Linked DNA regions of Homo sapiens: region 1 is linked to region 2. Evidence: chromatin loops called from intact Hi-C (ENCODE). Cell type or tissue: mammary epithelial cell. All regions are shown on one strand. Each heading gives the region's core, and the rest is flanking DNA. Links, peaks and the distances in the headings are about the cores only. Region 1 has its middle 14 kb from the start of TMEM106C. Region 2 overlaps COL2A1 (collagen type II alpha 1 chain).

Evidence for each region. A loop is a pair of places that touch in the nucleus more often than their neighbours do. Peaks named below come from ENCODE experiments on the same cell type or tissue, not always from the same donor. Only the 100,000 strongest peaks of a DNase experiment are listed, where the experiment ranks them.
Region 1: it touches region 2 in a loop (10-fold over the local background); 11 of 110 quality-filtered maps call a loop at or near these places.

The regions. Positions count from the first base shown.
Region 1 is chr12:47,947,087-47,951,472 of GRCh38, forward strand. No RefSeq gene overlaps it. Among named protein-coding and RNA genes, the nearest start is that of TMEM106C, 14 kb to the right of the region's middle. In mammary epithelial cell, for the core only: a CTCF peak has its summit at 2,559 (motif pointing left); DNase peaks (open chromatin) are centred at 2,565, 3,105 and 3,935; H3K27ac peaks cover 2,254 bases.
Region 2 is chr12:47,998,645-48,003,030 of GRCh38, forward strand. It overlaps COL2A1 (collagen type II alpha 1 chain), which reads right to left. Exons shown (of 54, transcript NM_001844.5): 2 at 1,275-1,481. Among named protein-coding and RNA genes, the nearest start is that of COL2A1, 3.6 kb to the right of the region's middle. In mammary epithelial cell, for the core only: a CTCF peak has its summit at 2,442; DNase peaks (open chromatin) are centred at 2,527 and 2,997; H3K4me3 peaks cover 1,402 bases; H3K27ac peaks cover 864 bases.

The DNA of each region.
Region 1 (4,386 bases), core at 228-4,227, 51 kb before region 2:
AGGTGGATTACAGGGATGGGCTCTGATACTAAGAAGTTCTTTTCAGTGTCTAACTTCAATCCCGCCTGCGGCAGAACTAGCTTTCTCCACGTGTAGTTCTTGCATCCTGGAAACTCACGCAGGGCATAATGTGAAAGGAAGCGCGAGAAGTGCTTGTGAGGGGCAGAGAGTCTTTCTCCTTGGCCTGGGAAGCCAGCACAGTGTCCCGTCCCCACCACCAACCACCTGATAGCTCCCCAGTCCTTGGCATGGCCCGGAGACCAAGCTGTTGGCAGTGGCAGCTCCTAGCTGTTTAGACAATCTTCCTTTCACAAGTTTATTTATTATTCTTTTCCCACCTCTCCACCCCTTCCCCACCAGCTGCTTAAAATATTTTTCAAACAGAAAAATCCAACCACAGCTGGAAACCAACCCTAAAGTTAGTCCGGAACGTGGGAGCTGCCAGGGAAAATTGCTGGGGCTCAGGCTGTGGGAGGAAGGGCCTGAGCCGCGGAGACAGGCTCGCTCTGCAGGGGCTTGCAGCAGGGACACAGACGCAGGGAGAAGGCATCGGACCTCATCATCATTCCCCAAACCGTCAGCGAGAACCGGCTATGAACCAGGCCCTGCGCCAGGACAGTGAGGGACACAAATTGCCTTAAGTAAAAGGGGCTGACCCCATTCTCAAGAAGTAACAGGCTTAATAAGGAGGTAAGGCACAGACACAAACACTCCAGTGGCAATCATAGCATGCACTTAAAGGGTGTTTGCCATGTACAAGGTCCTGACCTAAGCACTTTACATGTAGTAATTCATTAAAAACCCTCATCAGCCCTGTAAGAAAGGTACTCTTATTATTCCCATCTTATAGAGGAGGAAACTGAGGCACACAGAAAGTAAGATATTCTTTTTTAAAAAAAAAAAGAAAAAAAGACAAGAGTTGCACTCTGTTGCCCAGGTTGAAGTGCAGTGGCGTAATCATGGCTTATTGCAGCCTCAACCTCCTGGGCTCAGGTGATCCTCCCACCTCAGCCTCCCAAGTAGCTGGGACTACAGGCGCACATCACCACGCCTGGCTAATTTTTACTTATGTTTTAATTTTGTACAGGCAGGGTTTAACCATGTTGTTGAGGCTGGTCTCGAACACTGGGTTCAAGTGATCTGCCCACATCAGCCTCCCAAAGTGCTGGGATTATAGGCGTGAGCCACCGCACCCAGCCAAGAGACTCTCACACCACAGTACAACTAGTAAGCAGCGGAGTCAGGATCTGGGCCCAGGGAGTCTGAATCCATCTTAGCGGCTATGCTATGCCACTTTTGTACAGTCATGCAAGGGGAGAGGCAAATCCCATGAAAGAAGCATAAACAAATTAATATGAGAACTCAAAGAAGGGAGAGATTGTCCCCGGCAGAGGGTCAGAATCAAGGAGTGCTCCCTGGAGGAAGTAACATAGAGCAGCCTCTGGAAGGATAGTGGGGCTTCTGAGCCTATACTCAGGGGCAGGGACGGAAGCTCTACAGCAGAGATCGCTAAAGCAGTAGCAGAGACAGCACCCAAGAGGTCAGCTGCTGTTGTACAGCACCACCCAAAAGCCTGTCCTCATGGCAGCCCAGTGCCTAGAAGGGACACTGGCCAGAGGAAGATGTCCAGGCAGGCCAGGCTCAGCCACAGTGGAACAGCAATTCAGATTCATGCTCCAGCTCTCCAGCACCGTTGGCCTGTATCATCTCCCCGCACCTCCTACCTGCTCCATTCTCTCACTCTCACTGCTAATCCGGGTCCCCTTGCAAATCTGTTCATGGGGAGAGTGAAAGACAAAACTACAACACTTGAAAAACTCTTTATAATACAAATATTTGGTGGCATCTAATTTAGACAAAAATCACCCAGCTGTCTTGTTTGGACAGTTGGGCCCAGTAGAGTGGCCACAGAGCCATGTGGCCTGAAGCCTCAGGAGATAGGCTGGTGGGTGTGTGGGCAGGTCCCGCCTCTCCCTGTCAGGCCTGTACTTGGCTGAGATGCCAGGTCATTTGACATCTCTGGGCCTCAGTTCTCTCAGAAGTGACGATGAAGAAATATGAGCCCTTTCCCGGCTCTAGACCGACAGCTCCAGTCATAGCCTCCAACTGCAAGCATCTACCTGTTCCAAGGTGCATCCCAATCCCTTCCTGTCCCATCAGGCAAGAGCAGGTCAGGCCAAACCCCAGCCCACTGTTTTGGGTAATCCAGCCTTGGGTGGACTCCTTCCCTTTGCTCCTGGCTGCCTCCTGATCCCTTCAGTGGAGGGAAGCAACCTCCAGCCTCTTGTGGATTTGTTTTTTGTTTTGTTTTGTTTTGTTTTGTTTTGTTTTTCAGAGATAGAGTTTTGCTGTGTTGCCCAGGCCAGAAAACGCAGTGGCTATGCATGGGTACGATCATAGTGCACTGCAGCCTCGAACTCCTGGGCTCAAGCCATCCTCCTGCCCCAGCCTGCCAAGTAGCTGGGACGACAGGCGCGCCTGGATCCTCTTGTGGGTTTTAAGAAAGGAAGGAATTACTGGAGTCTGGAGGCCCGGCCCAGGCCTCCCACGCCCCCTGGCGGAAGGAACAGAGCTGTGTCCAGACCTGCACTGGAATCTGTGGCCAACCTTCCCACCACTCTCCTCCCACCCGTCCTGTCTTTTCCTCTGACCTTATTCATTCACTCTTAACTGCACATGCACTGGGTGCCAGGCGCATGCCACGAGATGGGGCGTGGAAGTGACTGAAATTGTCCCTGTCCCAAGGTGCTCTCTGTTCACTCAACTCTGTTCAATTCATTCAATAAATATTTACGGAGCTTCTGCTCTCTGCCAGGCTCTTCTCAAGGCCCCAAGGACACCATCCTGCCCTCGCAGAGTTTAGTCTAACAGGACCTATGGCCTGGTAAACAGACAATCATCATACAGTAGATGAGCCACAGGTGCCAGAGGAGAGGCCAAGAGGAGACACGCCAGATGCGCCAACAGCGGCCCTCACGCCGAGCAGGGGGCCGGAGGGGCAGAGGAGGGTGTGGGTGCGCACGCGTGTACGTGTGTGTGCATGCTGGGGGATGGTGGGAGACGGATTTGCAGAGATGGCAGAGCCACGTCAGGGCTGGGCTCGAGCAGCTGTGTAGGATCCCTCCAGGCGCAGGAAACGGGGTATGGGGTGGGGCAGGGCGGAAAGAACATCCCACACCAAGAGGACAGAGGGAGCAAGGGCACAAAGTCCCGGCATGTTTAGGAAGCTACAAATAGTTTGCTGTGGTACAAGTGTGTGGTCAGTGGCAAGGAGGCAGCAGGAGGGTGGAAGAGGCCTCGCAAGTTGTATAAGGGGCTTGGGTCTGATCCTGGAGCCTGTGAGGAGCCACTGAAGGCTTCAAGAGACGGAATGATACGAATACTTCTGCTTTCAGAAAAAGACCGCTAGACCAGTGGAATGTGGAGGGGGGCTGGGAAGGCAAGTGGTCGGAGATGGCATGGTGCTTGTACCCCAGCTGTGTGACATCAGGCAAGCCACATCACTTCTCTGAGCCACAGAGGCCTCATCTGTTAAATGGGGGTGCATCTGTCAAATGGGGGTGATGAAACTCAGCCTATAGACTTGTTAAGAGGAGTAAATGAGATAATATACAGAAGTGCCTACTGTGGTACCTGACACATAATAGACACATAGTAAATTATATACATATGCATATACATATATATATATGAAACGTCAGAGAGCCTACCAAGAAGGCTATTTCAATTGCCTAGGCAAGAGATGCAGAGAACCTGAATTCAATCATTGCGGAAGGTGAGAAGAAGGGGATGTCAAGAGCTGTTTCAGACAGTTGCCCTTTGGGAATGGGTTGGATATGGATCTTGTCTTTCTAAAAACATCCCAGAGTTCATCTCAGCCTTTTGTCCTCAGGCACTAATCCGTGACTCCTGCATTCCTCATCATCTTCCTGCATTTTTTCACTGCCTGCTTTGTATTAGGTGTACATACGCTTGTTCAAGGCTTGTCCATTTGCAGTTTGTCTGGCTCAGGCACAGGATGCCTGGAGTTCAGGCAAAGGCCCTGCTGGCTGAGCCTCTAGGTAGGTATGTCTCGGGCAGCAGTGGACAGATTCATGGAGGTTTTGGATGACAATCAGATGAGGATCTGTCCAGCCACCACGTTCATCCCTGAAGCTAAGGTTGAGAAAGGAAGTGCTGGGAAAGTTGACCACGGAGATTGGCTGGCTGGCGCCTGGGTTTCATCAAACACTCATTGCAGAGTGGAAATCCAGCAAGCCCATCTCCAGCCTACCCCTCAGGCACAGCTCCCCCAGTTCCCTGGCCAGTCAGCCTTCCTCCCACACCTGCCTCCAGGGTGCCAGCTCTTAACACAGGTACCACAGGTACCATTCGGGGGGTGCTCCA
Region 2 (4,386 bases), core at 10-4,009:
CCCAGACTTTGTTATTCAAAAAGCAGGCAGCATGCAAAAGAAAGGAGCAAGGGCAGCACAAAAAGGCAATGAAGAGCTCAAGATCTAATCAGCCACAAGAAGGAAAGCACAGATTCAGTCTCTCTTCCCCCCACAGGGTAGGGAGCCGTTCCCGAACCCCAAGCCCTCCCAGAGGAAGAGTTAGGTACTTAGAAAGGTCTTACATTAGAGCTGGGTCTCCTTGAAGCAAGCACAAATAAAAACACAAAAACAGCAAGGCATATGAGTTATGAAGAGCATCGGAGCATCATAGCCTGTGCCATCCCCAGTCAATAACCTCTCCTTCACAGTAGCAGCAAAATAGTAAAGGCAATCAACACTTCACTCACACGGGCCCCTCAGAAAGGATCTGGGAATCTGCACATTAGGGAGCCAGTGTTGGTGAAGTGTTAAGGAAAGGCAGCTTCTCACTTCCCTTGCCACGGCCTTCTCTACTTCAGCAGGAAGCGGACAGCAAGAGCTACCCAAAAAACCTACACAAGCGTCCCCACTCACTCTGCAGGGAGATAGGACATCTGTATGAATGCTGGGAAGGGGTCACCTGCACATATATCATCCACCAGCACTGGATCTAACTGGGAGTTTATAACCACCCACTACAGTGCAGATACATGGGGCTCTGTCTCCACCCGTCCCCACGAGAACTCCCAAAGCCTAGCCCTTCCCTCTCCTATTATTTTGCTTCTGAATTAATGGTCAACTCCAAGAGAGGTAATAGCAGAGAGGAAACTACCACCAATGTTCCATAACTCAAAGAGGGAGCCTCTGCCCCTGCAGTCTCCCCACTAGCTGGCAGAGCTTTCTCCACACTGAAGACCACATACATAGAAGTCTTCTAAGGAGAAGACAAGGTGTCGGTGGCAGAGGAGGAATTAATTCGTGGATTGGCCAGACAGAGCATTTGATCTCCATAGTGGCTCTAGTAATTTGCAGAGATGATTTCAGAGAGGATTTTTTTTTTTTTTTTTTTGTAGAATCACATCTGTCCTTCATGTGTCTTGGAAGCAAATGTTTTTGGAGATGTTGGGCAAAGAAGGACCCCTCTAGTGTCTCAGGCTCGTTCACTCAGTTTCAACCTGCAAGTGAGAAGTGGCCTTTCCTTTCTACCCCAGCTACCAGGTCCCATGGATAACTAGCCCCTCTGCTTTGCAGAGACGACCAGCATCTATGGGAGCGTGTTTGCAGTGCTTGCAAGTAATTTATTTATGTTGAACAGGAAATAAATAAATTACAACCACTGGCAGTGGCGAGGTCAGTTGGGCAGATGGGGCAGCACTCTCCGAAGGGGATCTCAGGGCTGAGGCAGTCTTTCACGTCTTCACAGATTATGTCGTCGCAGAGGACAGTCCCAGTGTCACAGACACAGATCCGGCAGGGCTCCGGCTTCCACACATCCTTATCATTATACCTCTGCCCATCCTGCACACAGCTGCCAGCCTCCTCTGCACCAAGGGTGGGGAGGGAGAAGCAGAGAGCCAAGGGAAGGAGGGGGTGGGGAGCCAGAGAGAAAAAGAGAGAGGTTGCAGTCAACTTGACAGAATTCAAATGCTGAAGAATGTAGGCTGGGGCCACCTGGACATATAGAACTTAAAAATTATTTTCCTAAAACATCATTGATTTTTCCATGTATTCAACAAATATTTATTATGCACCTTGCACCATGTTGTCTATTCACCAGTGAAAATCTTGACCCAGCAATGAAGGTGGGGGGTTACTATACTATATTCTCTTTACCCACCTAATACGGGGGAGACCAGGTGATGGAGTGGGTGGAGGGAGTTGGAGGGTGAGCGGAAGGGAGGAGACAAGATATTCTGAATAGGAATTCTGGGACTATAAAAAGAAAGGAGACAGAAAAATGGCGAGACCTCCCTTCCACCAGCCCAGGAGCAGAGAAGTCTTCTTTCTTCTGCCTTCCTCTGGGAATTATGGGATTAGCTAAATACAACTGACAACTAACATTCAGAGGGAATGTAGAAAATTCTACCTACAAAAATTGGAATCTATAAGCAGTGAGGCTCCAAAAATAGGTATATAAGAAAGGGGGGTGAAAAGACGAGCTATTAGAATTAGGATCTTGTCTCATTCTTTGAACCATATTAGAATTAGGACCAATTTGGGGAGGGGGATAGACCCATTCAAACAATACACTTGGGGCTTGGGCAGGCTAATAAACTGCTTAGGAGGCCAGTGGAGCCAAAGCGCCCCCAGTGCTGACCTCCACCTGTAGCCCTGCCTGGAGAGGCCCTGCCTCCATCTGAAAACAGCACCCCAGTTTGGGGAGCAGGGGTCGTTGAATACCTGGCTAGGGCTAAGATTGGCCAGTCCAGGCCTGGCCTCCTCCAAGACTGCAGAGGAAGAATAGCAGGGACTAGTCTCCTCCACCAGCGCCCTGCCGTCTGGAATTCATGCTGCAAATGAAACCTGTGCTGACAAGAGCGCTCCTTAGCAGCCAAGGGCTGTAGAGCCCGCACCACGTGCTAGGGAGCGCCCAGCGCTGTTTTTCTCATCAAAATCCCCAAGGCAATAGCAGCAGCAGGGGATGAATAATAGGAAAGAGCCACAAACCCAGAGGGCGAGAAAGAAACGAGCCTGCCCACTGCTCTTTAAAGAGAGTGAAAATCCAAAGATAAACTTTCCTTTTTACTTTCCCACTAGAAGAAATCCGCCTAGCCTTTGGGCAAGATAATCACAGGAGGGTGAGGGATTCCAGGGAAAATACAGAAGTTGCGGGGACACACCCGCCGTTAAAATAGCTGGAGCAGTGGAATGCAGGCGGTGAGGAAGGTGTGGGAGAGGGGGCATCGGTTAATGCGCTCCAGCCCAGACTACAGGAGAGCCCACCCTCGCCCATGAGGACCCAGGGAGGAGAGGGGGAAATGCTAGGAGAGGGGCCACTCCCCGTGCGGATCAGATTTCCCGGGGAAGGGCGGCCCGGGAAGCGCCGGCGCAGGGGCGGGGCCAGGCTGCGCTGGGTGTAAGAGCCGCTGAGTGACTCTGTGGCTGCGGCTCTGGACACGGCTCGCTCACAGACACCGGGAGAGTGAAAAGTGGGATTAAATGACTGCCCCAGAAAGGAGCCAGCGCCGTAACCGGATCCCCTAGGTGTGGACGGAGGAGCCCAGCACCACCATAATTGCTGCTCCAAAACGGCTGCCGATAGCATCCCGGCGCGCCTGATCCGGTTCCCCTCATTACCGCAGGGCCGTATAAGTGATTCTTTGTGGCAAGCCAATTAAAAAGCTACCTCTTTCGGGGAACTGTTTTGCTTCACCGCCGCTCTGCGCAGGGCTGGAGCCGAGAGGTGGCGGCGGGCGGGCACAGGGGGGCATTGTGGGAGAGGGGGTCTGGGAGTACGAGAGAACCCACTGGACCTCGTCTCTCATGAATGGGGCTTTTCTCGAGCGCACACAGAGCCCGATTCACAGGTCTCCGCGAGGAACCAGTTTAAATAAATACGGGCAGCGTTTCAGCCCCATCTGGAAGCCATCGCTGCCAATCTCCCAATGCAAACAAGCCTCACAAAGGAGGATTGAGATCTCTCCCCTGAGCCAGGGGCACTTTCGGAGGCGAGGGCTCTGAAATGCAGATGAGGGTCAAAGACGCCGCCGCCAGTAAGTTTCTCAAACTCGTGGAAAGATGGAGAGGAGGGGTGTGGCCGAGCTCTAGGTGTCTGACATTCCTGACGTCCACGCAGACTGCGCATTTCCCCACGTCACACCTTTGGGTCCGCTGACCCCAGGCGGGGGAAGTTATAAAAGGTGGGATGCTCCAGGGCGCAAAATCAGCCTCTCGGATGCAGAATCACACTCCCTCTGGGAGGAGGAGCGACTGGAAGGTTTGGGCCGGAGAAGCTGTGGAATCACTCCCTCCCAGGAAAGATGCGGCGATGAGAGAGCTCTACCGCCTAATTAAGCAAGCGACCCTAATACCGGATGGAGAATTTGAGAATTATTTTAAAGCCACCCAGCTAATTCCATTGCGCACTAAGGCAGGGGTCAGTCAAGAAGACAGCTTTGTGGGCGTGTGCTTGTAAATGTAGTACAAAAATATAGTCAGTCTGAGTCCAGGCCACGTATAGTCACGCTGTATTCCTCAAATGCCCAGGAGCGCGCCTCCAGCTTAGCGCACTACCGGGTGACCCGGCCAGAGTCTCCTGCTCCCGGCTCCTCGCAGCTGCGCCGCAGGCTCCAGCCCTGCCCCCGCTGCGCTAATGACCGGAAAGCCCGCCTGAGCCCGCCGCCTTCCACGCTATCCCTGGAAACAGCCTGGTGGCAGGAGAGGGCCCACAGAGCCTCGAAGGCAGAGAACTTTTATTCCCCCCGCCGAAGAGTTTCCCTCTGCGAT